2 separate regions of the Homo sapiens genome follow, and region 1 is linked to region 2. A link is an interaction called in ENCODE POLR2A ChIA-PET data of the cell type or tissue named here. Cell type or tissue: OCI-LY7. All regions are shown on one strand. Each heading gives the region's core, and the rest is flanking DNA. Links, peaks and the distances in the headings are about the cores only.

Evidence for each region. Peaks named below come from ENCODE experiments on the same cell type or tissue, not always from the same donor. Only the 100,000 strongest peaks of a DNase experiment are listed, where the experiment ranks them.
Region 1: POLR2A ChIA-PET joins it to region 2 with 15 read pairs; 6 of 35 experiments call an interaction of 5 or more read pairs at or near these places.

What each region holds. Positions count from the first base shown.
Region 1 is chr5:172,132,296-172,147,816 of GRCh38, forward strand. The region is part of intron 2 of STK10 (serine/threonine kinase 10); the gene reads right to left. Among named protein-coding and RNA genes, the nearest start is that of STK10, 48 kb to the right of the region's middle. RefSeq lists an enhancer at 11,911-12,411. In OCI-LY7, for the core only: no CTCF peak of the experiment used is centred there; DNase peaks (open chromatin) are centred at 8,056 and 9,536; H3K4me3 peaks cover 517 bases; H3K27ac peaks cover 3,479 bases.
Region 2 is chr5:172,227,761-172,243,281 of GRCh38, forward strand. It overlaps UBTD2 (ubiquitin domain containing 2), which reads right to left. Exons shown (of 3, transcript NM_152277.3): 2 at 6,362-6,598. Among named protein-coding and RNA genes, the nearest start is that of EFCAB9, 41 kb to the left of the region's middle. RefSeq lists an enhancer at 7,368-7,417. In OCI-LY7, for the core only: no CTCF peak of the experiment used is centred there; a DNase peak (open chromatin) is centred at 7,521; H3K4me3 peaks cover 588 bases; H3K27ac peaks cover 1,171 bases.

The sequences.
Region 1 (15,521 bases), core at 4,073-12,072, 96 kb before region 2:
AAATTGTATATTAGAAATAAACATGACTTTTAAATTTTTAATTTTTTTAATTTTTTTAATTCAACCTAGGGGCTTTAGTTTTTTTTTAATGGAAAGAACTGGCCTAGAATAACCTACTGCTACAGATACAGCTATTCTTCTGATTGGGATGGGGAATCCGTGCCCACCCGTGATGAAGGTCCCAGTGGTCCAGTCCCCTGCTTCCTGGATAAAGGGAGGCTCCTCAGGATCGGAAAGCTAAAGGCCTCTAAGCCCTGATCAAGTCCAAAGTGAAACCGCCCCAGTGCTAAAAGGACGGATTCCCTGAACCTGTCAAGGGCATAAGCAGCCTATATTTGCAGGTGGCTCACGGTTTTCCTAGGACCTGAAGAACTGAGATTTGTGGTCAGTTTAATGCATTGATCATTATAAACTGAGTGTCTACCAGGGGCCCTACTTTGCTAGGCAACAGTAGGGGACACAAAAGTAGTATGTGATCAACAAACACTATCTGAGCTCCTAGTGCGTGGCAAGCCTGGGGACTGAGGACCCAGGGAGAATCAAACAGGTCCCTGCCCCAAAATCACCAGCTGAGGGAGATATAGAAATGAGTGGTGCAGGCACACGGTGACTATGTAACCCAGAAGCCTGTGGACACGGTCATTAACCTGCCTTAGAGCTATCCCAGAGGAAGCAGATATCCAGGCTGAGTTTTGAAGGGTGAATTTACCACGTGGGGAAGGGTAAAGGCACTCCTGGCAGAACACAGAAGCAGAGGTGGGGCAGCAGGGAAAAGCGTGGAAGCGGGTAATGGCGGAGCATTCCATGGGGTTCCAAAGGATGGGAATCCAGCAGGCTGGAGGTCAATTAGAACTAGAACTTGAACATCTCAAAGTATGAACCTAATCTGGAGAGCTGTGTGTGCGTGTGTGCGTGTGTGTCTGGGGAGATACACCAAAGGGTTTAAGCAAGAGGTGTTGTAGACAGGCTTTTGCTTTGGAAAGATCCCTCTAGATGCATTATTAAGGAAAAAACAGTGGGTTGGGGACAAACAGCGAAGAGGCCATTTCATGAGTCCTGATGTCCTGGGCACCATGGCTACCTCCCCCTCCACATACACCATGTCTTCCTTCCCCTTTGTGAAATAGCCATGAGAACTGGGTAGGACTTACTCATCCCCTGCAAGGGAGGGGTAGAAGCAGGGTGCTAAGCCAGTCAGGAAAATTTTCTGCCTCGTGCCCTGACTCAGGGCTGGTGTCATCAGAGCTAAGCTGGTGAGTTGTGCTTGATGGTGTGGAATGCCACGTCGTCTCACTCTGGAGCTAATTAGGAAGCACACAACTCTGATGGTTGCAGGAAACCATGTTGCAACCACGAGAGAAGTGGGTGTGAAGACAAAGCTAATACACAGAGGAAGACAGAGAGAATCACAGGAAAACGGAGAACAAGCCTGCTCCCTACTGACTTTTTAGGCAGAATATGCAAACGAATTAATTTCTGCGCTGTTTAGTAGGTTAGTTTAAGGTTTGCTGTCACTTGTTACCAAAAGTACCTGATCCCACGCTTGGCAGGAGATGATGAGTAACCACACTCTCCAGGTGGCAGACTCCAGGTTGTACCAGCTGAAAATGCTACACCAACGGCTCTCCAACTTGAACGTTCAGCAGAGTGCTTGTTAAAACAGATCACTGGGTCCCACTCCAGAGCTTCTGATTCAGTGGGTCTGAAGCAAGGTCCAAGAATCTGGTTTCCAACAAGTGCTCAGATGCTGCTGCTGTTGCTGGACCCCTGGTCACACTTTGAGAACTACTGCTCAATGGGAATTTATAAGAGCAAGAGGCCTGGACCCTGGGACCACATCTGTCCTCCCCTTAACAAAAGGCACTGTAAGATGTTGGTAGAGAAACTTGGGGGCAAACTGGCAGAAGTACTGCCTCTTTTATGCTCCTTGTTATCCTAAATTTCATCACCAGTGTTCCTTTTTATCTTGCCTCAAACCAAAGAGTGAGGGGCTTTGGTAGGATGTATGATCATCCTCATCAGCCTTTACCAAGAGATGGTTTGAGAAGCCCTGAGTATTCACACAGAAGCTTTGGGGATCTTCATTATTAAAGACCGTACTGCAGTCTGTTTCAATGAGTTTTTTAAAAAAATATTTCCATATCCTCCCATCTTTAAATAAAAATTTTGAGGACCTCTAAATATGTGTCAAAGGGTATATGGGGGTTAGTAAAAGACCAGATGGACAAAAATGACACCAAAAGCACAAGCAACCAAAGAAAAAATAGATACCCTGGACTTCATCAACATTGAACATATTTGTGCATCAAAGGACAGTATCAAGAAAGTAAAGGCTGGGTACAATGGCTCACGCCTGTAATCTCAGCATTCTGGGAGGCTGAGATGGGAGGATCACTTGAGCCCAGGAGTTTGAGACCAGCCTGGGCAACATAGGGAGACCTCATATTTACAAAAAAAAAAAAAAGGAAAAAAATTTTCATTAGCGGGGTATGGTGGCACACACCTGTGGTCCCAGATACTTGGGGGGCTGAGGTGGAAGGATCATTTGAGCTTGGGAGGTCGAGAATGCAGCGTGCAATAATTGTGACACTGCACGCCAGCCTGGGAGAAAGAACAAGACTTTATCTCAAAAAAAAAAAGAAAAAGAAAAAGTAACCCACAAATGGAAAATATTTGCAAATCATATATCTGATAAAGGACTAGTATCCAGAATACATAAAGAACTCATAGCACTCAAAAATAAAAGAGCAAATAACCCAATCTTAAAATAGGCAAAAGATTTGAATAGATGTTTTTCCAAAGAAGATGTACAAATGGCCACTAAGCATATGAAAAGATGCTCAACATTACTAGTCATTAGGGCAACACTAATCAAAACCAAAATGAGATACCACTTCACACATGCTAGAATGCTCAGAATTAAAAACATGAACAAGGCTGGGCACGGTGGCTCACGTCTGTGATCCCAGCACTTTGGGAGGCTGAGGTGGGTGGATCACCTGAGGTCAGGAGTTTGAGACAGCCTGGCCGACATAGTGAAACCCTGTCTCTAATAAAAATACAAAAGTTAGCCAGGTGTGGTGGCACACGCCTGTAGTCCCAGTTACTTAGGAGGCTGAGACAAAAGAATCATTTGAACCTGGGAGGCGGAGGTTGCAGTGAGCCAAGATCACGTCACTGCACTCCAGCCTGGGAGACAGAGCGAGACTCCATCTCAAAAAACAAAAGATAAACAACAGTAAGTGTTGGCAGGAATATGGAGAAATTGGAACCTTCATACACTGATGGTGGTAATGTAAAATGTGCAGTCCAGGCACTTTGGGAGAGTCCGGCAGTTCCTCAATATGTTAAACGTAGCATTACTATTGATCCAAATGGCAATTCCCTCCTACATATAGATCCAAAAGAATTTTTAAAATATGTTCATTAGCTAAACAGACTAAGTTAAAAACTCAAATTATGGCCAGGCACGTTGGCTCACGCCTATAATCCCAGTGCTTTGGGGTGGATCACCTGAGGTCAGGCATTCAAGACCAGCCTGGCCAACATAGAGAAACCCTGTCTCTACTAAAAATACAAAAATTTGCCAGGCTTGGTGGCACACGCCTGTAATCCCAGCTACTTGGGTGGCTGAGGTATGAGAATCGCTTGAACCCAGGAGGTGGAGGTTGCAGTGAGCCGAGATCACACCACTGCACTCCAGCCTAGGCAACAGAGTGAGACTCTGTCTCAAAATAAATAAATAAACAAACAAACAAAAGAAAGAAAAAGAAAAAAAGAAAAAAAAACCTCAAATTACTACAATCAGAAATGAAAAAGGGGACACATTACTACTGATTTGACAGAAAGGACTATCAGAGAGTACTATGAACAACTGTATGACAACAAATTGAATAAACTAGATGAAATAGAAAAATTCCTAGAAACACAACCTGGCAAGCCTGGATCATGAAGAAACAGAAGACCTGAATAGATGTAACTTCTAAGGAGACTGAACAGTAATTTAAAACCTCCACACAGGCTGGGCGCAGTGGCTCACGCCTGTCATCCCAGCACTTTGGAAGGCCGAGGCGGGTGGACACGTGAGGTCAGGAGTTCGAGACCAGCCTGCCCAACATGGTGAAACCCCATCTCTATTAAAAATACAAAAACTTAGCCAGGTGTGGTGGCAGGCACCTGTAGTCCCAGCTACTCGGGAGGCTGAGGCAGGAGAATGGTGTGAACCCAGGAGGCAGAGCTTGCAGTGAGCCAAGATCGCGCCACTGCACTCCAGCCTGGGCGACAGAGCGAGACTCCGTCTCAAAATAAATAAATAAATAAATAAATAAAGTAAAGAAGTGAAAGAATAGCTATTCCATAGGCAGAGCATGGCATTCCAAAAAATAAGAGGAGGAATGTGCCCACCTAGGTACAATGCTTGCTTATATATAACAAAAATCATGGAGGAGATGTGCTCTACTACAAGGGTTTGTGATAAAGGATTGCTAATCTTTGTGTAACTACTGTCTTTCATGAGAGCCTTTATTATTATCTATTTTTTTTTTTTATACTTTAAGTTCTGGGATACACGTGCAGAACATGTAGGTTAGTTACATAGGTATACACATGCCATGATGGTTTGCTGCACCCATCAACCCATCATCTACATTAAATATTTCTCCTAATGCTATCCCTCCCCTAGCCCCCCACCCCCGAACAGGCCCCGGTGTGTGATGTTCCCCTCCCAGTGTCCACGTGTTCTCACTGTGCATATATTATTATCTTTAAAGTGAGACTTATTTTAAAACTAGGAATGTTTTTGTTCTTAAGATATAAGGACATCAGGACAGTTCCTGGGTCTGTTATATCCTGGGTCTGTTTCTGTTCCCTTAACTATAAACGTCTTAGGGCTAAGAATACCTAACCTCTTGAGAATGTGGCCCAGCAGGTCTCAGCCTCATTTTACCCAGCCCCTATTCAAGATAAAGTCACTCTGGTTTGAATGCCTCTGACATACTGATGCAAAGATACTCAACAAAATACTTGCGAATCATATTCAACTATTAAAAGAGAGATTACACCATGATCAAGTGGGATTTATTCCTGGAATGTAAGGATGGTTCAACATTCAAAAATCTATCAATGTAATATACCACATTAACACGATGAAAGGAGATAAAAAAAAACTACGTGATCATCTCAGTTAAAGCAGAAAAAGCATTTGGCACAGTTAAACACCACTTCATGAGAAATACTCAACAAACAAAATAGAAGAAAACAACCTCAACATATATAAAGGTCATATATTAAAATGCCATATATTGGGCCAGGCGCAGTGGCTCACGCCTGTAATCTCAGCACTTTGGGAGGCCGAGGCGGGCGGATCACAAGGTCAGGAGATCGAGACCATCCTGGCTAACACAGTGAAATCCCATCTTTACTAAAAATACAAAAAAAAAAAAAAAAAAATTAGCCGGGCGTGGTGGCGGGCGCCTGTAGTCCCAGCTACTCGGGAGGCTGAGGCAGGAGAATGGCATGAACCTGGAGGCGGAGCTTGCAGTGAGCCGAGATCACACCACAGTACTCCAGCCTGGACGACAGAGCGAGACTCTGTCTCAAAAAAAAAAAAAAAAAGGCCATATATTAAAGGCCATATATTAAAAATGCACAATTAACATCGCACTTAATGGTGAAAGACTGAAAGCTTTTCCTCCAAGATCACGAACAAGGCAAAAATGCCCACGCTCACCACTCCTATACAACATAGCACTGAGAGTCCTAGCCAGTGCACTTAGGCAACAAAATGAAATAAAAGACATCTAAATTGGAAAGGAGAAATAAAATTATTATTATTATTTTTTTATTGAGATGGAGTCTCACTCTGTCACCCAGGCTGGAGTGCAGTGGCACAATCTTGGCTCACTGCAACTTCCGCCTCCCGGGTTCAAGCAATTCTCCTGCTTCAGCCTCCCAAGTAGCTGGAATTACAGGCATGTGCCACCACGCCTGGCTAATTTTTTTGTATTTTTAGTAGAGAGGGGGTTTCACCATATTGGCCAGGCTGGTCTTGAATTCTTGACCTTGTGATCCGCCCACCTTGGCCTCCCAAAGTGCTGGGATTACAGGCATGAGCCACTGCGCCCAGCCAATAAAATTATTTCTGTTGGTATACAACATAATCTTATATGTAGAAAATGCTAAAGATTATGCAAGAAAGTTAGAATTAATAAACACATTTAGTTGCAGGTATAAGATAAGCACACAAAAATCAACCGTGTTTCTACATACTAACAATGAATAAACAAAAAATTCAATTTACAACAGCATCAAAAAATGAATATACTTAGGAATGTTTATATAGTATTCCTAAAAACTTAAGAAGAAATAAACTTAAAAAGGAGGCAAAAGTCCTGTGCACTGAAAACTATAAATTGTTGCAAAAAAAAATTAAAGATTGGCCAGGCGCGGTGGCTCACACCTGTAATCCCAGCACTTTGGGAGGCTAAGGTGGGCGGATCACGAGGTCAGGAGATCGAGACCATCCTGGCTAACACAGTGAAACCCCGTCTCTACTAAAAAAGTACAAAAAATCAGCTGGACGTGGTGGCGGGTGCCTGTAGTCCCAGCTACTCGGGAGGCTGAGGCAGGAGAATGGTGTGAACCCAGGAGGCGGAGCTTGCAGTGAGCCAAGATCACACCACTGCACTCCAGTCTGGGCGACAGAGCGAGACTCCGTCTCAAAATAAAATAAAAAATAAAAATTAAAGATGACACATATAAATGGAAGACATCCCAGCTTTATGGACCGGAAGACTTAATATTGTTAAGATGTCAATACTACCCAACATGATCTACAGATTCATTGTAATCCCTGTCAAATCCTGATGGCATCTTTTACAGAAATAGAAAAATCTATCCTAAAATATTATGGAATCTCAAGGGACCCTAAATAGCCAAAACAATTTTGAAAAAGAAAAACAAAGGTGAAGGTCGCACACTTCCAGATTTCAAAATGTACTACAATGCTGCAGTAACCAATACGGTGTGGTACTGGCATAAAGACAGACATATAGATCAAGAGAACAGAATAGAGAGTCCAGAAATAAGGCTGGGCATGGTGGCTCACACTGGTAATCTCAGCACCTTGGGAGGTGAGAGGACTGCTTGAGTCCAGGAATTCAAGACCAGCCTGGGCAATATAGTGAGACCCCATCTCTGGAAAAAAAAAAAAAAAAGAAAAGAGAGAGGGAGTCCAGAAATAAAACCTTGACATATATAGTCAAATGGGTTTTGGCAAGGATGCCAACAAGACCAATCAATAAGGAAGGAACAGTCTTTTTGATAAATGGAGCTGGGAAAACTGGATATCCATGAAAGAGAGAGAAGCTGGAGCCCTACCTTACACCATATACAAAAACCAACTCAAAATGAATTACAAAGTGAAGTGTTAAACTTAAAAAAGGAGGCAAAAGACCTGTGCACTGAAAACTACAAATTGTTGCCAAAAGAAATTAAAGATGACACATATAAATGTGTCATAAAACTCCTAGAAGAAATCATAGGGGAAAAGCTTCCTAACATCGATCTTGGCAATGATTTCATGGATATTACACCAAAAGCACAGCCAAAAAAAAAAAAAAAAAACCCAAAAATAAACAAGTGGGATACATCAAACTAAAAAGTTCTGCACAGCAAAGGAGACAATCAGTAGAATGAAAAGGCAGCCTACAAAATGGGGAGAAATATTTGCAAACCATATATTTAACAGGGGTTAATCTCCAAAATATATAAGGAACTCCTGCAACTTGATTGCAAAAAAAACCCTAATATCCCAATTAAAAAATGAATGAAGGACGTGAATGGACACCTCTTCAAAGACGACATACAAATGTCCAACAGGTAAATAAAAAGATGCTCAACATCACTAATCATCACGGAAAGGCAAATCAAAACCACAGTGAGATATGTATCATCTTACACCTGTAAAAATGGCTATCATCAAGAAGACAAAAGATGACACGTGTTGATGAGGATGTGGAGAAAAGGGAGCACTTGCACACTGTTGGTGGGTATACAAAACGGTGCAGCTGCTATAGAAAACAGTATGGAAGTTCCTCAAAAATTAAAAACAGAACTACTTGGCCAGGTGTGGTGGTGCATGCCTGTAATCCCGTCACTTTCGGAGGCCGAGGCAGGTGGATCACCTGGGGTCAGGAGTTCGAGACCAGCCTGGCCAACATGGCAAAACCTCGTCTCTACTAAAAATACAAAAATTAGCCTGGTGTGGTGGCACATGCCTGTAATCCCAGCTACTCAGGAGGCTGAGGCAGGAGAATCGCTTGAATCCGGGAGGCGGAGGTTGCAGTGAGCCAAGATTGTGCCACTGCACTCCAGCCTGGGCAACTGAGCAAGACTCTGTCTCAAAAATAAATAAATAAATAATAAAAATAAAAATAGAACTACTATATGATCCAGCAATCCCACTTCTGGGTATTTATCCAAAAGCATTAAAAGCAGGATCCTGAAGAGATACCTGCACCCCCATGTTCATCGCAGCACTATTCATAAAAGCCGAGATGTAGAAACAACCTAAATGTCCACCAAGAGATGAATGGATAAAGAAAATGTAGTATGTACACACAATGGATCCCTATTCTGCCTTAAGAAGGAAATTCCGCAAAGTGAGACAATATGGATGAACCCTGAGGACATTATGCTACATGGAATAAGCCAGTCACGGAAAGGCAAGTACTGCAGATTCCACTTAAATGAGGAATCTGGTAAAACAGTCAAAATCCTAGAATCAAGAGTGGAATGGTGGCTGCCACGGGCTGATGGTAGAGGAAATGGGGAGTTACTCATTACTGGGCATAAAGTTTCAGTTAAGCCAGATGAATAAGCTCTGGAGATCTGTTGGACAACGCTATAGCTATGGTCTGCACAATGTGCTGTACACGTTAAAATGTGTTTAAAGGGTAGTCTCACGCTAAGTGTTCTTATCACAAGAAAATACAATTTAGGGCCAGGCGCGGTGGCTCATGCCTGTAATCCCAGCACTTTGGGAGGCCGAGGCGGGAAGATTGCTTGAGCTCAGGAGTTCGAGACCAGCCTGGGCAACAAAGTGAGACCTCGTATCTACAAAAAATACAAAAAAAAATTAGCCAGGCATAGTGGTGCGTGCCTGTGGTCCCAGCTACTCAGGAGGCTGACGTGGGAGGATGGCTTGTGCCCAGGAATCAGAGGTTGCAGTGAGCCGATTGTGCCACTACATACACTCCAGCCTGTGTGTCAGAGCCAGACCCTGTCTCAAAAAAAAAAAAAAAAATTTAAAAGAGAGAAAAATAAGGTGGTCCTGCATGGGCTTAGATACAGGTAATACACTCTGGTAAGGGAGGTGCCTGCTCTACCTGGGCCCTCTTGTCAGAGGTGTGGTCTCTGCACCCAGGAACTCCTTGTTTCCCTGGCAACCTCAGCCTATATGCGCTCTCAGAGGGTGTCTGATGGGGGATGTCACAGCAGCCTGTAATCGCCGGCTTTCTTCTCTGGCTGAGGGCCAAAGGAAACTGGACACCTGTGTTCCATGACCCCCATCAGTTTAGATCGAGCAGCTGTCGTGGTGCCGTGTAAGGGTTGGGGCCTTGCTACGGGATCCTGGCAGGCCGCAACACCTCTAAGGTAACTCGTCCATTCATTCATAAATTTATCAGGCACCTGCCCTGTACCAGGCATTGTTTTAGCCACTGGGAATACAGCAGTGAAAAAACAGTTTCCATCTCCTGGGAGTTCACATTCAGGAGGCCAATCTATGGGTCTGGATGGTTATCTCCACCTGCTAGGCGGGGATAAATGAGACAGCACACGTCACACACCCAGCATTAGACCTGCACACCTCAATTTAAGTAATTATTTGCCTTTTTGGCCCAGTGTCCACTTAGAGTTGCCGTGGGACTGATTACTACACAAACGTCTTTAGAGCTGTGCAAATTAGGAATCAGCTCAATATTGCTTAGGACTGACAGAGCTAGGATTTTAAAATCTCTCTTCTCCACCAGACCAGCCCTCTGGGAATAAATATTGACACCAAAGTGCTGTGCCAAGTTGATTTCCACCCTTCTAAGTAATGCGCACAAAGAGAACCCGATGTGTGCAGGTGTTCTAAGGTTTTACATCATGTCCTCAACATCCCCACAAGGCAGGCAGTTAGCAGTTTAACCTGGGCCAACCTCGGTATCCCTATCTACGACACCTAATGCAATTTGAGAGCTTACTCTGTGCCGGGCCGTATGCTAAGTGCTTTCCATGGATTATCTCACACTCACTATTTGAGGTAGGTATCCTAAAAAATGCCTGGACCTCATAAGATTTATTGTGAGGATTAAGTAGGATAATGTATGTCAGAACAAAAGACATTGCCTGGTACATAGTAAGTCAATGCTTGATAAATGTTATCGAGTATTACCAGCACTAGGTATTATTGTATTCCCATTTTACATATGGGGAAACTGAGGCTCAGGAAGATTAAGGTCACAGATAAGTGGCAGAGATCTAAGCACCCCATCCCTCCTCATGCCTCAAGGAGGAAGCCACAAACAGGCTGGGTCACAGCCCCTGGGTGGGTGGGGGGAAAGGCCCCTCTGCTTCTTTGCTCCAGCCCTCTCTGGGCCCTACTGGTCAGCACACACATACCAAGTGAGCTTGCTCACCAGAGATAAGGAAGCCAGGATGTCCCAGATAAGGGTGAGCCTGGACCACCCACAGGGTTTAGACATTAACTTTTACAGCGTATAGGCAGTAGGACCAGCAGGAATTGGGTTGGCACTGTCACAGCCCCAGCTGTCCTCAAGAAAAAACCGAGTGCTAGGCGCAGTGGTTCACGAGTTCAGGAGTTTGAGACCAGCCTGGGCAACAAGGCCAAACCCTGTCTCTAGTAAAAATACAAAAGTCAGCCAGGTGTGGTGGCACATGTCTATAATCCCAGCTACTCGGGAGGCTGAGGCAGGAGAATAGCTTGAACCGGGAGGCAGAGGCTGCAGTGAGCCGAGATCGTGCCACTGCACTCCAGGCTAAGCAACACAGCAAGACACTGTCTCAAAAACAAAACAAAAAAAAAGAAAGAAAGAAAATTAAGGCACTTTGACTCCAGAGGTGAGGCATCAACACGCAGTGACCACACCGTGCTCTGGGCCTGGATCCCCTCACCTCCCTGGGCTTTCCTGAGGCCAAGAGCATGTCCTGGGTACACAAAGGTGCTCAATAAATAAATGTTAGCAAAACTCCTAGAACTCAAATTAAATAAGCCACAGCCAGGAGATGTGGACATGGTCCTGGGTCTGCCACCATCCTTCTGTGGGGCTGTCCTGACCTCTTTCCTGCTCTGAGCCTCCGCTGTTTTCCCATCTGGAAAATGAAGCTCTCAACAGCAATAAGGTCATTTGCAACATGGACTATGTAGGTTCAAAGTGAGCGAAGTCACTTTATCCTTGAAGAAGCAGTTTACATCTAAAAAAATTCCCTTCATACGATCCAATATCAAAGCCCGGGACCTAGTACATCATCATAAGTGTTTGTTGAATAAATGAATGAATAAACATGAATGAAAAAATTCAGTAGCCTTAAGATGCCCAGAAATCAGGGGCAGAACAGCCAAAAGATGGCTAACAGAGATGACAGCCAGATTGTGCAAACGAAGCAGGACAAAGGCAAGCCAGTCCCTCCCTCTACTGCCAACCAAGAGAGAAGAGATGATGGCTGCCATTACTGAGCCGCTAGTGCATACGTGGCATGGCGCTAAGTGTTTGATAAGCATTCCTTCACTTAATTTCATAAGCAATACAAATATTCCTGTTTTACAGATGGGGAAACTGAGGTTTGGTGGGGGAAGGGGCTTCCCCAAAGCCACTCAGCTAATAAGTGACAGAACCAGAGTATAGACCAAGGTCAGTCTGACTCCAAGACACACGGACAGCCTAGCTGTGTAGCCACGGGCAAGCTGCTTTCCCTCTCTAGGCTTGTTTCTTCCTGCGGAAGCAGAGGTAGGCATGACCATCAGCCCCCCAGGCCTCCCTGCACTGAGAGATGCTGTCAGTGGGGCGGTGCTGGGAACCTCCTTAGCCTCTCCAATACAGCACAGAAGACAAAAGTTATCCAACCAAGGCCTCTGCCTGAGAAGCAAGTCCCTGGAGGCAGACACCAAAAAACGCAACAGTCAACACAGAAATGTCCTTAGCATATCTGCAGCCAGCTGCTGTGGGTGGAGTCCCAGAATCTCCCCATCTCTGAGCTCCAGGCCAAACAATGCTGCCATTTACTAGGCAGCCTACACCCCCAGGCCTCCCAGGAACGCTGGGCCAGGCGTGTTCCTCCACCCCCAGCCTCACCCACCACATTCGAAGGAAGCCTGGGGAAGGAATTAGGACTGCCCTTGAGCAGGGTGAACTGAGTTCACCCATGGGCAAGGGCATCTGGAACAGAGGGAGTGACCTTGAGGTTCCTAAGCGTGTACGTGCCATGGGGCCGGGTGGAGGGAGTCCTGCCGAGGCAAAGGGGAGGGAACATCTAAGGGATGACTTAGATACCCCCCACCCCCTTTTACAGATGAGGAGACTCAGGTGGTTGCACACCTAACTACGCGTGCCCAAGTCCCAAGGCACCTCAGGATGGAACCAAGGCGACTCAATTTCAGGGGACCTAACTCCCTCAGGTACTATCTGGCCCACAGGTCGCAAGCACTGGCTCTGGGGTCAAAGTCCCCTGAGCTTGAGTCCATCCCATCTTCCAGAAATGCCAAGATCAGGGCTAAGATCAGACTCTGTGCAGATGCTAACCGGACTTCAGCCCTAGCGGAGAGACAAAGGCAGTTCTGTGTCTGCAGGGACATTTTTCATCCATTTGACCATCTGTCTCTCTGGCCACTGTTCTCTAAAGCCAGCTCTGCTAAGGACAGTGCTGGACACAAAGGGGAAGGAGCCAGGCCCATGCCCCTGCCCTGAGGAAAGTGACCCCCAAGGAGGAGGTCAGGAGATGGACTCACAAATCCCAGGACAAGGGTAAGAAGGGACAGGGAAAAGCACACCAGCTGTTGGAAGGCGGCACATTCAACTCAAATTGCTAAATGTTTTGTAACCTTTCAGTTGGTCCTTGAGGGACAGGTAGGAGTCAAACCAAGGCGGCGGGGGTGGGGCAGTGTGGGGCGGTGGCCACTGCAGGCAGAGCACGCGCTGGCCCGCTCAGAGCCTGCTCAGAAAGCCAGGGAAGAAGCACTTCCCTAAGGGCAACCCCCAGCCTTCCCGGATTCATTAGTCAAGGGACATATGTCTCCAAAGAACCAAAGCTCCCACGTGAACCAAGGTGAGCACTGGGTTTCCACTCTGGAGCCAGACACACCTGGGTCCCAATTATGGCCGGACACTAACAGAATGACCTTGGGACAAGTAACTTCGGAGATCCAAGCCTCAGTATGCTCATCTGTAAAGTGGGGGTGATGGTAGAGGCTGCCTCCCTGGTTGTGATCACATGGGATCACACAGGGAAAGCCTGTAGCTCAGAACCTGGTGTCCAGTGAGTACAGCACAGCCATTAGTAGCATGTCCATGCTGTGTCCGTGCTGTGTCCATGCTGGAAACCGAAATCACCATCCATAGAGACAGCCCTGCACCAGCGCCTGCCCCGTGCAAGGCTGGAGAAACAACAGGTGTCCTGGGCAAGCTCACACCTCCCACAGGACAGTAAAACACTGCGCACACACACACACTGTGTGGCGTCCATCTGTTGTCCACAGCACACGTCACCAACTCACGTCACCAACTCACATACTATACGCCTTACTTTTATTGTCTGTTGTCTGCCTCCCCCTCCTCCCTGCCCCCTGTAGAATGTAAATTTCCAGAGGGCAGGCCTTCGTGTCTGTGCCCCAGCACCTAAACTGCCGGGCCCACAGCCGGTGCTCCCCGGGGAAGCATGTGTTGGTGAGTGAATGAATGACTGAGTGAATCATTGCTACCCTGTCTAAACGAGGGAGGTGGGAGGCCAATCACATGAGATCATGCATGTGGAATGCCAGACACAGGTAGGTATTATCATGACGGGGACAGAGGCCACGATAGCTGCAACTGCTAAAGGTTCCACCAGAGACAACCCACTCCCAAGGCCAGGAAGAAGGAAGCAGCTCAAGAAACACAAGGAAAACGGAACACAGCCCCACAGCCCCCTCTACCTCCTTTGTCTCCACACTCCTTCCCACAGCACTGGAATCATCTGCTCCTATCTCATACAGGAAGGAGCATGAATCCAGAGTGGTCACCTGGCCGGGGCAGGACAAACCAGGGAGCATGTACCTATGTAGAGGGGCAGCCACACCCAGCCTGGCGCACAGAGCCTGCGAGGGAATAGGGCCCGTGGGGCCAAGTCAGATGTCTGGATTCTTATATGAAAGGTGTGGATGTATAAAGGGCCACACCAATTCAAATAGTACAAAAAGCTTGCTGTTGAGGAATAACTTTCAAACCTTGTTTTTCCTCTGTTCTCACACCACAATCATCAACACAGAAGACATCTGTGACCAAATGTGGGGGTTTTCCCCACACACAGGCAGTGGACACCAGCTGTGTGTATTCCGATTCAATTCCGACACTATCTACCGGGAGACAGCGTCAGATCTCACAGGCTGAGGGCTCAGGCCCCGAGACTGCGCCCTCCACCCCACATACCAGTTGCACGTCGAGGCCTCTGGACCTTCTGAGATACTGGCTTCCAGTTGGGGTTCCCACGAACCCTGCTTTGAATTTGGTTAATTTGCTGGAACTGGCTCACAGAACTCATGGAAACATTTACTTATGTTTACTGATTCATTATAGAAGATATTACAAAAGATACAGATGAAGGGATGTGTATGGTGAGGCTGGGGGAAGGGGCAAGGGGCTTCCATGCCCTCCCTGGGTACACCACCCTCCAGGAAGCTCCACCTGGTCAGCTGTCCAGAGGTTCCCTGAACCCTATCCTCTTGGGATTTTATGAAGACTTCGTTACACAGGCATGACTGACAACCGTGTACAGAGACGTGATTGGAAAAAAAAGTGCACGGTCTAAACCCAGCAAGACCTGCTGCTCAGACTTTTCTTTCTTTCTTTTTTTTTTTTTGAGACAGAGTCTTGCTCTGTCGTCCAGGCTGGAGGGCAGTGGCACAATCTCGGCTCTCTGCAACCTCTGCCTCCCGGGTTCACGCCATTCTCCTGCCTCAGCCTCCCGAATAGCTGGGACCACAGGCACATGTCACCATGCCCAGCTAATCTTTTTGTATTTTCAGTAGAGATGGGGTTTCACCATATTGGCCAGGGTGGTCTCGAACTTCTGACCTCGTGATCTGCCCGCCTTGGCCTCCCTAAGTGCTGGGATTACAGGCGTGAGCCACTGTGCCCAGCCTCAGACTTTTCTTGGCCTCTCTGTGTGGCATGCCTTCCTATAAGACCCCTCTGGAATCGGTCTCTTGACCCACAATCAGATTAGAGTCCTGCCTTAGGCAGGTGACAGGAGGACAGGAGAAGGTC
Region 2 (15,521 bases), core at 4,181-12,180:
ACCTATGCCTCCTGGGTTCAAGCAATTCTCCTGCCTCAGCCTCCCGAGTAGCTGGGATTACAGGCACCCGCCACCATGCCCGGCTAATTTTTGTATTTTTAGTAGAGACGGGGTTTCGCCATGTTGGCTAGGCTGGTCTCTAACTCCTGACCTTGTGATCCACCCACCTCGGCCTCCCAAAGTGCTGTGATTACAGGCATGAGCCACTGTGCCCGGCCTGAAAAATTCTTATAGGAACCTTTAAAGTCCACACCAAAATTCATGGCCTGCTTCTTAATGGGCCTCTGAAACACCTAAGGAAAATAGAAACAAGACTTACACACATGCATTTCCTGTCTATGTCTTAAGAGAATCTGCTTTTTTCTCTTTAACAATTTACTATTTTGAAGTATTCTATATAGTGTGCAAGAGAACTAAAACATTAGACATAGACTAAACACTGAAGATTACTTGTGCAATCACTTTACAGAACAGGGAGATGAAATGACTTGTCCAGGGCATTGAGTTGCATTAGTTACTGTTAGATCCAAGACTTGAGTTCAAATCCCAATTTCAAGACTTATACTTTGGAAGAATGATGCAACCTCTCTGTGCTTCAGTTTTCTGATCTGTGCAAAGTGGGGACTGTTGTAGGTGATTATTACAGGCATAAGAATTAAATGTTAATTCAAAACATGAGGGTGGGCACAGTGGCTCATGCTTGTAATCCCAGCACTTTGGGAGGCCGAGGCGGGTGGATTACTTGAGGTCAGGAGATTGAGACCACCCTGGCCAACATGGTGAAACCCGGTCTCTACTAAAAATACAAAAATTAGATGGGCGTGGTGCTGCACGCCTGTAATCTCAGCTACTCGGGAGGCTGAGGCACAAGAATTGCTTGAACCCAGGAGGTGGAGGTTGCAGTGAGCTAAGATCGCACCACTGCACTCCAGCCTGGGTGACAGAGCTAGACTCCGTCTCCAAAAAAAAAACATAAAATAAACAAATAAATAAAAACAACATGAGTTTTGAGTATTTTATTGCTGATTCTCAGTCCAGTGTTCTTTTCATACGTTGGTTCCTTACACATAACATGCTCTTTATACTATTTGTAAGTGCCTTTGTTTTTTTAAAAATTAAATTTTATTATACATAATGCACATTTAATATATTTTGAGATAAAGAAAAAAACATTCTGGGGAACTCCTTTCCCACCCATATAACAAACTCTGTGAAAAGAGAAATAAAAAAAGTTAAGCCTTTTAAGAATTAACTTTTTCTACCTCCCATACCCCTTAAGGGTTAAGGACAAAAGAAACAGGTCCTCAAAAGCCAAACTGAAGAACTGGCAACATTTAGCTATAATAAGTATGAATAAAATCGGGGTTAAATTTCTGTTTCCCAGTAGAAAAGCATGTTTGAGTAACAGGGAGTAGCTAGCTACTCCATCTATTCAAGGAGGTTAAGAGGAGAGCTTTTGGCCGGGCGCGGTGGCTCACGCCTGTAATCCCAGCACTTTGGGAGGCCGAGGCGGGTGGATCACAAGGTCAGGAGATCGAGACCATCCTGGCTAACACGGTGAAACCCTGTCTCTACTAAAAAATACAAAAAATTAGCCAGGCATGGTGGCGGGCACCTGTAGTCCCAGCTACTTGGGAGGCTGAGGCAGGAGAATGGCGTGAACCCGGGAGGTGGAGCTTGCAGTGAGCCGAGATTGTGCCACTGCACTCCAGCCTGGGCGACAGAGCAAGACTCCGTCTCAAAAAAAAAAAAAAAAAAAAAAAAAGAGGAGAGCTTTTACATTTGAATTGCTGGGATATGGAAAACATGTTAGAAAAAAATATTCTCACTAAAAATTATGAGATAATTGTAGATGCTAAACAAATATCAACAACTACCTTTCTAGAAAATCAGGAGGTAGAGGAAGGGAGTAGGCAATTCCTAAAATCCTTTTAAATCTTCTATATCATAATTACAAAAAGCATTAAGTGTTCATCTTTACAAGATACAGTTTCTGAATAAGCTTTCACTGAAAAGTACTGAATAGTATACTATTCACTACGCAGAAACTGTGTGAAAAGTGTAAATACTACTTGTTTTTTTCTTACCCTGTTTATACCAATTTGGCAAATCGCTGATCTATAACCTGGTTTCACTGGTAAACTACTATATTAAGAATATTTTTAGGATTTGTAGGTAATGGCAAAATAGCAATCAATGAGAAAAAGGAAATAAGCTCTTCAAGAAATGTAAGACAATGAGTAATAACATGCTGTGCAAATCATGAAAAATAAAGCTCATACAGGGCAGGAAAACTGAAAGGTATCAGGTATCAAAATCACATGGGGAGCTTTTTCCACAGTATATGTTCATACCATTCTCAATATGAGTCAATTTCCAGAATGAAAATATACCGTATGTGTATACATAAAATTAACAGGTAGTTATGACAAGTTCCCTCTTACTCTCCCCATTGCCACTTGAGAATAAACTGAAGACTTACTGTTGTTATTAACAGAGGAAGATAATTAAAAAGTGTAATGTTATTTTGTTCTCCAGCCTGGGTGACAAAAGTGAAACTCCGTCTCAAAGTAAAAAAAAGGTAATTTAGAAAATGATCAAAATCTTAATTCAGAATTTTGGTGCAGGGAACAGGGAATTTACTTGTTAATTTCAGAGTTCAGGAAATAAGATCATCAGCACTACTATTTATTAAGTGCTTTTTGGATACCGAGCACTCTGATCAGCAACTTACATGTATTATTATTACATTTAATCAACATAACCATCCCAAGAGGTAAGACAGTTATTATCCATATTTTACATATGAGAGAATTGAAGCTTACAGAAGATGTGATTTGCCCAAAGTCACATAGCTGCAAGTAATACGGTAGGGACAGAAGTAAGACCAGAACTGATATCGAAGGCTGAACTAAATAATAGTCAAGTCTATGTAATAATTTAAACTTAAAATATAAAGTGCTTTGGGATATTTAAGGGGTAGTACAACACAATGTGCCCAACGTAAAATTTATTTTTTTCCTTATTTTTTTTTTTTTTTTGAGACGGAGTCTTGCTCTGTCGCTCAGGCTAGAGTGCAGTGACGCGATCTTGGCTCACTGCAAGCTCCGCCTCCCAGGTTCATGCCATTCTCCTACCTCAGCCTCCTGAGTAGCTGGGACTATAGGCGCCTGCCACAAGGCCTGGCTAATCCTTTGTATTTTTAGTAGAGACGGGGTTTCACCGTGTTAGCCGGGATGGTCTCGATCTCCTGACCTCATGATCTGCCCGCCTCGGCCTCCCAAAGTGCTGGGATTACAGGCGTAAGCCACTGCACCTGGCCCAAAGTAAAATCTCAAACATGTAATTACACAAAAAAGATGGAAAGAATTTCGGCAATACCACTAAGCCAGTCTAGGTAAAAGCATACAATAGCCTAGTTATAAACTGATGGTGAGTTAGAGTACATGACAAAACAAAATTATAAGGTCCAAGAAATATTGACAAGATTCAGATATGAACAAAAGAAGTCAATCAAGGGCATCAGTGACAATATTAACACCCAGAATGTTATCACAGAGTTTTGAAAGAGAAAGGCTCAGATATTGGCTTGATTATTCCATGCTTAAGGAGAAAATATTCCTTAAACATAGAAGGCAAATAGAGGGTCATCTAATAATTCTTGAATTTCTGAGAGTAATTCTCCCTGATCTGCTGGTAGGCAGGGCTGCCGGGAACATTTTCCACAGAGAAGCAGAAATGAGGGACTTCGGTCTTTAGTGATCTGAGCCCACATCCAGTAGGATATGCATGAGGCCCAGCCTTACATGCAACAGAATTATTTTGGCTCCATGAAGTTTTAAACAAGGCTACAATATACAGAATGCAACCAGGTATTCCAGTAGGTAATTATAAGTACAAAATAAGAAATTCAAAGTTCCAACATTCTGGATCTCACACAATCACACATACATGACTCTTCTTCCACCCACATACAGGTCTATAAAACATATATTTTCCTTGAAAAACAGAGGATATGGACATCAAAAAGAGAAGGATGATAAAACTATCTGTAAAGGAAGACTCCTTCCCGTTATATTATATAAAGGTGGTATGTGAAGACGATAATTACAAAACTGAAAAAGGTAAATGGACTAAGATGATGCCCACCACCTCCCAACCCACAATCACATAAAAGTAAAGAATTTAGAGACTATCCATGAAAACTGAGACTAAAGAGTCATACTGAGGCCAGGTGCAGTGGTTCACGCCTGTAATCCCAGCACTTTAGAAGGCCAAGGCAGGCAGATAGCTTGAGGCCAGGAGTTCGAGACCAGCTTGGCCAACATGGCGAAACCCTGTCTCTACCAAAAAAATACAAAAATTAGCTGGGCCTGGTGGCACATGCCTGTAATCCCAGCTACTTGGGAGGCTGAGGCATGAAAATTGCTTGAACCTGGGAGGTGGAGGTTACAGTAAGCCAAGATCATGCCACTGCACTCCAGCCTGGGCAACAGAGTGAGACCCTGTCTCAAAAAAATAAAATAAGTTACCAAAAGAAAAAGACTCACTGTCATAAAAAAAAAAAAAAAAAGTCACACTGAAAATGGCATTCTATTATAAATTCTTCAAATGTAGGAGGGATCACTTTTATACATGTATAGAAAAAGTGATCAGTGGGTGCTCAATAACATTAGTAACAGAAGACTATGCTAATAAACTTTCATAATAAAGAACAGGCAGCTATAAAAAAAAGGAATGTTTCTTGGAAGCACAATTAATCAGAAAACTAATGGTGATTTGGAATCTGGCAAGGATATAGTAAGTTAAGTATCTTTTGGACAGGCACAGCAGCTCATGCTTATAACCTCAGCACTTTGGGAGGCCAAGGCAGGAGGATTGCTTGAACCCAGGAGTTCGAGATCATCTGGGCAACATAGTGAGACCATGCCTCTCCAAAAACAAAACAAAACAAAACAAAAAAACAAAAAAAAAGTAGCCAGGCATGGTGATGCGTGCCTGTAGTACCAGGTACTTGAGAAGCTGAGGTGGGAGGATCTCTTGAGCCTGGGAGGTCGAGGCTGCAATGAGCTGTCATCGTGCCACCACATTCTGGCCTGGATGACAGAGTGAGACCTGTCTCTTAAAAAAAGGGACTTTGGGAGGCTGAGGCGGGCGGATCACCTGAGGTCAGGAGCTGAGACCAGCCTAGCCAACATGGTGAAACCCTGTCTCTACTAAAAATACAAAAATTAGCCAGGCATGGTGGGGAAGCTGAGGCACGAGAATCACTTGAACCTAGGAGGCGGAGGTTGCAGTGAGCTGAGTGCACCACTGCACTCCAGCCTGCTGGGCGACAGAGCAAGACTCTGTCTCAAAAAAGAGAGAGAGAAAGAATAGAATAAAATAAAAATCTTTCATGTGACATACAGTGAAAGGACATAAAGCAGATGGTTCAACAATGAAAGTCCCTGTTCCTCTAAGAATGTAGATAAAGGGACGTACTAGGGATTAAAACAATGAAGGTACAATAATGAATAGAATCAATGCAAGGTGGTTATTACATAAATCTGAAAAGACAACCTTGAAAAATATTAAGTTGAAAAACTAAAGAGAATACTGAGAATATTAATACAGAAATAAAAAATGTAAATACAAAATTAACACCTAAATCTCAATGTAGCATGAAAAATTCTATGTTTCTCATCAAGGAGACCAAACAAGAGTATGTACATGGACCAGCATATGTGTATCCCCAGAAACATTCAAAGCTTACAGTTATCCTTAAAAGAGTCACATTCCTACGCAAAAGAGAGAAGTTCCTAAGAATGCTCAGGGCTACAATCATGGAAAACTGTCCTTAAAAACATGCGGGACTCTCTTCTAAGTTTGGGTTTGCTTATTATGCCAAAAATAGGCTTGATGAGAAAGTATAATGACTAAAAGGAGCATCCTCTGAGTCTCTACAGCTTACAAAATCTAAACTGAGACTCTATCTCTAGCGCTGCTAGGAGGAAACCAGTGAAGTGGAAGCTCCAATAGATTGGCAGGGTGATGAGGCTGGTGAGGTGGGGGTGGGAGGGTGGAGGGAAGAGGTCTTCATGGAGGACTAGGTTACACGGAAACTTTTTAGATGATCAAGAGTTCTTTTCTGAAATTAAGATATATTTAAAAAATATATACGTATACACAAACACACAAAGTAAAACCTGTCTCCAGCTGAAAGATGTACAAGAAAAAAAGAGGAATGCTATTCCTTGCTACATTAAAAAAAAAAGTTAGAATAATTCATAGCAAGGAAAAACACTCTCCCATTTGGTTTCTTGCTATCAGAAACAAAGTTGATTATGTTTCCTCTGTCCTTGAGGAACACCAAACCTACCATGTGGTAATGTTATGTTTGCACCATCAATGATTGCTTGTGCCAGTTCATGATCATTGCTCTCAAAAGCATGTGCAGCAGCCTTCAAGGCATCCCAAATCTCTTTCCGGCCTTCAAAAGCTGGTGCTGTATCCCAAAATTCATCCCTCTTGCTGCGTAGTTGTCCATCTGTCATAGGATAATCGCTTTTCCATTTTGGTTTCTCCTTTTTCAAAGGCTGGTTACGACCTAGAGCAACTGAAAAGAAAAATAAAAGACTGAGATCAAACCCAAAATTTATAAAATATGTATCAAAAGTTATCTGGTCATTCCTCTCTTGGATTATTTCATCAAAATCACAGCCAGAAATTTACCTGCTAGCTAATTTGTGCATCCTGAAATTCCTCTAACACATTTTGGAACTACAAAAGTGAATAGAGACATTAGACTGCTCTATGCAAAACAAATTGGTAGCTCTTTTCCACTCAGTACACCCTCCACAGGATCATTAAAAAGAATTACAGGCTGAGTGCAGTAGCTCAACACCTGTAATCCCAGCACTTTGGGAGGCTGAGGTGGAAGGAAGGCTTGAATCCAGGAGTTCGAGACTAGCCTGGGCAACATGGTGAGACCCCCATCTCTACAAAATACACAAAAATTAGCCTGGCATGTTGGCATGTGCCTGTGGTCCCAGCTACTTGGGAGGCTGAGGTGGGAGGATCACTTGAGCCTGGGAGGTTGTGTTTGCAGTGAGCCATGATCATGCCACTGCACTTCAGCCTGGGCGAGAGTGAAACCTCATCTCAAACAAAACAAAACAAAACTAAAGAACCCCAGAGAATTATAGTTGTAATGAATGTACCACTCTGGTGGAGGATGCTGATAATCAGGGAAAGGAGGCTATGTATGTGTAGGCACTGGGAGTACATAGGAAATCTCTGTACCTTCCTCTCAATTCTGTTATGAATCTAAAACTGCTCTAAAAAAATTTTTTTTTAATACAATGAAAGTTTTGTTTTGTTCATTTTAAAAGAACTGCCTAGAAGGTAAGTGTTTCATCAGACTGTAAGAGCAGGATATGAGAGTCAAGAGACACCACGAAAGAGAGGCAAGATACTTGGGGAAGCAAACGGCAATAGTAGCTTGGACACATGAAACCAGGAAGTAGGAACTGAGAAAATCCAAAGAGGTAAAAGATTGCTTTTCAGTGCCCAGAGAAAGAAGAGCCAAACCACCAGAATCATGAACAAACTGATTAGAGGAATGCTTCCTCTAGCATTCTACTCTCTGGACTTTAGTCAAGGAACTGTAAATACCTTTCTCTGGAACTCAAACAGGAACTAATTTACAAAGGGTAGAATCAGTACTTTAGTTTTTTTGAGGAACTGGGAGTAAAAGAGATAATCTTTGATGCTAGGCCAAGGGATTAGCTCCGAACCACAAGGAGCAGAAGAACTATGATACCCTACCCTAGTTTCAACCCAAGAGAAGAAGAAAACAGAGGGCAAGTGGCAGCATCTCCCCTTAGACAATGTTATGTAGTAGTAGCGCTGGAATAAGCCTGATGCAGCATCCTTGCACCCAGATAACCATCTGGTGTATTATCTGTGATCTATTTCCATGGGTCATACTGACCTACAGAGCCATTCTTATTTATGGCTCTGTAAGATTATACAGTGCTATAGATAGGGAATAGTTTGATAGATGGGATAGAAGATAGAAAGAAAATTGAAGCTGGATGAAAAGATAAGAAGAGTGTTGGAAAAGAGTGGGTGGGAAATAAATGACACAGCGAGTGGGAAGGAGAGAGGGTGTGTGTCAAAATTCAATGTTCTATATTTAATTGCAGAAAGAATACCAATTTTAAAGAAATCACTCTCAAACTGGTTCTAAAGCATCCATGAAATTGACTACTCCCTCATTGGCCCAGGGCCAGATGAAATTTGGACTATGCAAAACAGAAAATAAAATGACTCCAGACCCTGGGCTATCTCTACTCTCCAGGCTATATTCTCAATAAAGACTGCCAGGTCAGGTCTCTTCTGTCCTCTCCCCTCAGGGTGGCACACCAAAAGACTAGCTGTTTTCCACTTAAAACACTCAGCATTAACTCAAATACTTTTTGCCCTCTAACTTGTCCTAGTGAAATGCAAAACAGGTGAGTTCTGAAAGGGTGAGGAAGCAGAATAGGAAACCCATCCATTTAGTAGCAGAGCTGGAAACAGAATCCAAGTCTCTTTATTTAATCAACAAATATGTACTGAGTGTCTACTGGGAGTAACACTACAGATGTGCCTATTACATTTAATTCAAATGCGAGAAACACAGTCTATACTAATGATTTTTCCCTACCTCTTCCAAATAATACAGACAATGCAGCTAGAGCATAATTCTCTAGAAGATGTTCAGAATCTGGTCTGATAACCACAACCCACTGATTGCACCAACACGATGGAATGCAAGGTTGATTTTATTTTCTGCTACATTATCATTTAGATGAGTTAGAGACAGTTTACAGACAACACTCAGCTTACTGACCAGGAAGTGGAAGATGGCACAGTAAGCAGGTAGACTCAGTAAGATATTTATCTGAATAAAGTTTTGGGTCTGAGTATTTCTACAGAATTATCTGGCCTCATATGTATTAAATGCATGAGAGATAACTCAGTATAATTTTTCCTGTCATTCTGAGAGAATTACAAAGCATGGACAAAAACAACAAAACCTCTACAGAAGAATCTCAGGACCTAAAACTAAAGCAAATGAAAGGAAGAGGACTTTGAAAAGAGGAAGCCAACAGAAAAACAATCATAATAAGGGTACAAAGTACCTTGGAAAAATTGTAAAACACCTTCCTTACAAATGTGAGGTAGGTTCATTTCACCTCTCTCCGTTTGTACTAAGCATAGATGAACAAAGTCCCACAAAAAGAACAGATGATGCGTTTATGTTGCTTAAGGAAAATCATTCCAAATGCATTTTCTTTAATTTTTAAATTTTATTCATATACTTGAGACAGAGTCTTGCTCTGTCGCCAAGGCTGGAGTGCACTGGTGCAACCCGACTCACTGCAACCTCCGCCTCCTGGGTTCAAGCGATTCTCCTGCCTCAGCCTCTCGAGTAGCTGGGACTACAGGCCCGCGCCACCATGCCCAGCTAATTTTTGTATTTTTAGTAGAGACGGGGTTTCACCATATTGGCCAGGATAGTTTCAATTTCTTGACTTCATGATCCGCCCGCCTCAGCCTCCCAAAGTGCTGGAATTACAGGCATGAGCCACTGCGACAGGCCCCCAATGCATTTTCAAATCTACATGCTGTCAAAAGTTTCACGGTAATTTGTGACATGAAGGAAGATTACTTTTATTTGCCTATTTCTGCCTGTATTATAAACATAATATAGAATATCTGTCTATAGAATGTCCACTGTTAAAAAATGATTAAATCTTTGTAACATAATTACTTTAGTGAAACCACAGAGCAGTGCAGAATTTTCACTACAAAATCTGAGGCTTGAAGCTTCATGTTAAACTAAATGACTAACCTTTGTTAAATAAATAACTGGGAAAAAAATTAGCATTTAGCAAAAGCATTTGAACTATCCTCTCGTGAAAACATGAAAATATTTAGGTTTGTTAAGAGGACTTAAGTTCATATTCATAAACCACTCATAATAATGCATGATATACAATAAAACTGCAAATAAATGTTTGCTAAATAAGTAAAAATGAACTTAGAGGTACTATATGAAATAACATCTTTAAGTCCTTTGGCAAAAATATACAGGCTGTCTTTCTTCTTTTCATAACTTCCCAATCCCTTCCTTAAATGTTAAAGAAATGTCCCTGATTGTCATGCACTTCCTGTGCCTTATCAGAGTACACTTGCTAGGCATTTGTTCACCAAATCTTATCCTTTGAGTTCAGGTGGTGCCACAAACCTGTATTTCTGAAAATGCAGTAGTTGGACATAGATTATCAGCCTGGCAGCTAAGTACCTCATGTTTGTACCAAGCCAAACATTTTTGTAAGATGTAGAATATATACATACTCAACTAGATTTCATTTTATGCTCTTAAACTTTCAGTTTTATCTGCTTCACACATCTTCTGACTGCTGATACCAAAAGAGAGATGCTTGGTAATCATACATAGCATATAGGACTAGGTACCATGCTCTAACAGTGAAGAATTTAAAGACAGGAAACATCTTTTATTCCCCAAATTTCTGCTTCTCTATCCTTAAACTGCAGGTAACCAACCATCTTTAGTGCACTATGAATTAACATATGAGAAATAAAAAATTAATAAAGCAATCTAATCTTAAAAAACCACACAATCTATTTCAGAAAATATCCTTTCCCCCATCAATCCACATTTACTTCAAAACGTGTCCAAAAGTCATCTTTTTCTCAGAAACCTCTTAATCATATTCACCCACTCTTTATCTTTCCTTGTAATCTTTAAACACTTCTTCCCACTCTGTAACAAATAAACAGATCTAACACACAGAAAACCCAAGTAAGGCTTGTTTCTCAGATCTAAATAACACATAATTTTAAATATTTTTACTACATAATTTAAAGCATTCTACCAAAAACTCATTTTGACATTGGTAAAAAACAATCAATTCTGAAGTTAAGTATGATTATAATTGTTTTCCTGTTTTGGGTTCCTCTTTGAAAACCTTGATTTAATGATGGAACGCTTCAAATGAAGAAAGAAGAGGCCATAATGCATGGATAAGGTGAAAATATCAAGATATGACTCAAGCAACAGCTTTAACCGGTTGAAAACTGGAAGCATCAGTTTCCATAAGACAATAGCGTGAGGGGAAAAATGGAGTATTAGAACCCTTCCGTAACAGACGGTGCTAAACTAAAAGGACACTTGCAAATATTTTCACATAAATTTAGAATGCACTATATACACACATATATACATACATGCATAATACATATATTCCCTTTACCTAAAGCAACTAACTGCCAAAAAAAAATAGGGATATGGGAATTAAAATGCCTAAAATGCCAACAATCAATACAATATGCAAATCTTCTCTACTGTTTGAGAATTTAAAGGTAGAAGAGACCTTAGATTGTATAATCCAACCTTACTGACAGATAGGAAACTAAGATGTAACAAGGATGGCTTAAAATAATCACCCCGTACTAGAACACACATGCCCAAATTCAAAGTCCAGATCTCACTGGGTGCGGTGGCTCACATCTGTAATCCCAGCACTTTGGGAGGCTGAGGCAGGGGGGATCACTTGAAGCCAGGAGTTTGAGACCAGCCTGGCCAACATGGTGAAACCCCGTCTCTCTCTTTTTTTCCTTTGAGATGGAGTTTCACTCTTGTTGCCCAGGCTGGAGTGCAATGGCATGATCTCGGCTCACTGCCACCTCTGCCTCCCAGGTTCATGTGATTCTCCTGCCTCAGCCTCCCGAGTAGCCGGGATTACAGGCGCCTGCCACCACGCCTAGCTGATTTTTATATTTTTAGTAGAGACAAGGTTTTGCCATGTTGGTCAGGCTGGTCTCGAACTCCCGAACTCAGGTGATCCACCAGCCTTGGCCTCCCAAAGTGCTGGGATTACAGGCATGAGCCACCGTGCCCAGCCTGGTGAAACCCCATCTCTACCCAAAATACAAAAATTAGCCAGGCGTGGTGGCAGGCACCTGGAATCCCAGCTACTCGGCAGGCTGAGGCAGGAGAATCGCTTGAACCTGGGAGGCAGAGATTGCAGTGAGCCGAGATCACACCATTGCACTCCAGCCTGGGCAACAGAGCGAGACTCCGTCTCAAAACAAAACAAAACAAAACAGAAGACAGCAACAACAAAGCCCAGATCTCTCTTTCCATTATAGCACTCCATGTCTTACTGGGCTGCTTATTTTCACATAGCAAACCAATAACGAAGATTCACTCTAAATAAAGCATATGCTGAATTGTTTTTCTACAGAAATGATCCATCCATGGGCTTCACTATGGCCAATGGAATGGTTATGACCAGACAAAGGAAAAGCTAACAAAGGAGAAGCAGCAGCTCCCTAGCCCTATCTAATCTACCACTTAATCTATGTTGTGGAGATACCAACCATGATCACTGAAGAGGAATCCTGCAGTAAAGAAGGGGTGATGTGGCTTTACGGCCTATCACTTTCAACTTATAAGTACTTAGCATCTACAACAAATTAGAGACTAAGGATCGTATGTAGGAATATCTGCCTAGACAAGTTAGATACATCATTTTCCGTACTATAATTTTATTAAAAATGAAATAAAAATGAACTTCTGCCATGCTCATATCCTAAAGCTTACCAATTGAAGCATAATAATTTTAAAGGCATTTATATAATTTCAATGTTTTTGAGGTAGCTTTATTGGGGGGAAAAAAATCAACATAACTTCATAATGAATTCCTAGCCCTGATTCTCAGAGTGTAAGTCCCCTTACCAATGATCTGAGCATACAAACAGGCAACATTTTGTAACACCTACCGCAACATAGTATGTTCAAAGACTTTTCCCCCCACTTTTTTTTTAACTATAGCTCTCAGATCCTACAAAACTTTTCTTAATGGGTCAGTCTTATTAAAAGTATTAAGAAATCACACAATTAAGTCCTCCCCACTCCACAAAACAACTTTATTGAGAAAGATAATATTATATGAAACTGGGACTAAGAATATGGTCGCCTAGGCAGTTGGGTGTGGTAGCTCATGCCTGTAATCCCAGCACTTTGGAAGGCCAAGGCAGACAGATCAATGTGGCCAAGGAGTTCAAGATCAGCCTGGGCAGCATATTGAGACCCTGTCTCTATCATAAATACATATATATAAATAAAAGAATATGATCACCTAACATGAGACCACTGCAACTTTTAAGTAGTATATAAACTCTAAGATGGTTTATTTTACTGGTTGGGGGCAATGGCTTTACCATGAGTTAACTTTTTTTTTTTTTTATTGTAGAGACCTTTTCTTCTCTCAATTCATGAGAAAGAAGGCACACACATAAATCAAGGATGCTGGCCGGGCACGGTGGCTCACACCTGTAATCTCAGCACTTTGGGAGGCCGACGTGAGTGGATCACCCGAGGTCAGGAGTTTGAGACAAGCCTGGCCAACGTGGCAAAACCCCGTCTCTACTAAAAATACAAAATTAGCCAGGCGCAGTGGTGCTTGTAATCCCAGCTACTCAGGAGGCTGAGGCAGGAAAATCGCTTGAACCCTGGAGGTGGAGGTTGCAGTGAGCTGAGATCATGCCATTGCACTCCAGCTTGGGTGACAAGAATGAAACTCTGTCTCAATTAAAAAAAAAAAAAAAAAAAAGATGCCCACTATCTCCACTTTTAACACTATTTGGAAACAGTGTTAGATGCAGAATGAGACAGAATAAAACAACTAGAAATTTAAGGACCAGAAATAAAACTAACTCTAGTTGCAGATAATATATCAAACCTGTAATTAGATATAATTAGATTATATATATAATTGCAGATGATATAATATAGTTTGATATCTGGTAGGGCCAGGTATTACAAAACCTCTATAATTGAAAGTATAAGGCTTTTCTGACACTTTTTCTCACTATGGTAAATAAAAGTTTTTTTAAAAAGAAGTATAAGGCTGGTTGGGTGTGCTGGCTCATACCTCTAATCCCAGCACTTTAGGAGGCCAAGATGCAAGGATCACCTGAGCCCAGGAGTTTGAAACCAGCCAGCCTGGCCAACACGGCGAAACCTCATCTCTACAAAAAATACAAAAATTAGCTGGGTGTAGTTGTATATACCTGTAGTCCCAGCTACTTGCGGACTGAGGTGGGAGGATCACTAGAGCCTGGGAGATGTAGGCTGCAGTGAGCTGCGATCGTGCAACTGCACTCTAGCCTGGGCAACAGAGGAAGACCCTCATGAATGGCTTGGTGCCCTTCCCATGAGATCTGGTTGTTTAAAAGAATACAGCACTTCCTCCCCTTTTTTTCTCTTGCTATGTGATGCAATGGCTCCCCCTTTGCCTTCCGCCATGATTGTAAGCTCCCTGAGGCCCTCAACAGGAACAGAGGCCAGTGCCATGCTTCCTGTACAGCCTGTAGAACCATGAGCCAAATAAAACTCTTTTCTTTATAAATTACCCAGTCTCAGGTATTCCTTTATGGCAAGGCAAACAGTCAGATTAACACACTATAATATCGTTGTCATACCTAAGAAAATTTTTTAAAAAATTTATATCATCTATTATGAAGTCTTATTTATTAGATTTATCCAACTTTCCCAAAATGTTTTTCATACCAAGTTCCAATCAAGGCTTATGTGTTGTCATTTGATGTAGGCCAGCATTTCTCAGCTGGGGACAGTTTTGCCCTCCAGGGGATATACGGCAATGTGTGAAGACATTTTAACTTGTTCCTTTACCCTTTGTATTAACCTATAAATAGGAAGTTAGGTTTAGAAGCTTTATTAGAGTCAAGTAAAACATTTTGAGTAAGAATTCTTCATATATGTCTTATATTCTTTATATTGCAACACATGAGAAGGCTAAGTTTGGCTACTTGGTTAAGGCAACTGAATGTCACGTCTATGGTATAATTTGTCCTTGGCAATTACCAGTACAGGGGGTGATCTCTGACATCTTGAATATCCTGTTACCCATGATGCTTTAGTATATCTATTGATGATCCTTACCTGAATCAGCTACAGGGTTGTAAAAGGGTGATTCTTCTAAGTATGTCATTCTTTTCTTCCTTTAATACTGGCATTCTTTGGTAAGAAAAAGGTCTTCCCTCATTCCCTTTTTAGTAGTAGTAAGGATTCATGAACTTTTATTTAGTCAATATATTAAAATAAATTTCAGTCACTATGTATGCTCCGAAATTGACCCACATTGTCTCCTTCAAATTGCTTTTTTGTAGAGACAGGGTCTCACTACGTTACCGAATCTGGTCTCAAACTCCTGGGCTCAAGTGAGCCTCCTGCCTCAGCCTCCCAAAGTGCTGGGATTACAGGTGTCAGCCACCATGACTGGCCTTTTTTTTTTTTTTTTTAATATTTGAATACTTTGCCAATAAAACTTTTTTTGGGGAAAAATCCTCAAACCCTGTAAAGAATAAGACATAAAATACAATAAGGTACTCCAGTTCTGACCCTGATATCACTTACCAATAGCTTATACAATTGAAGT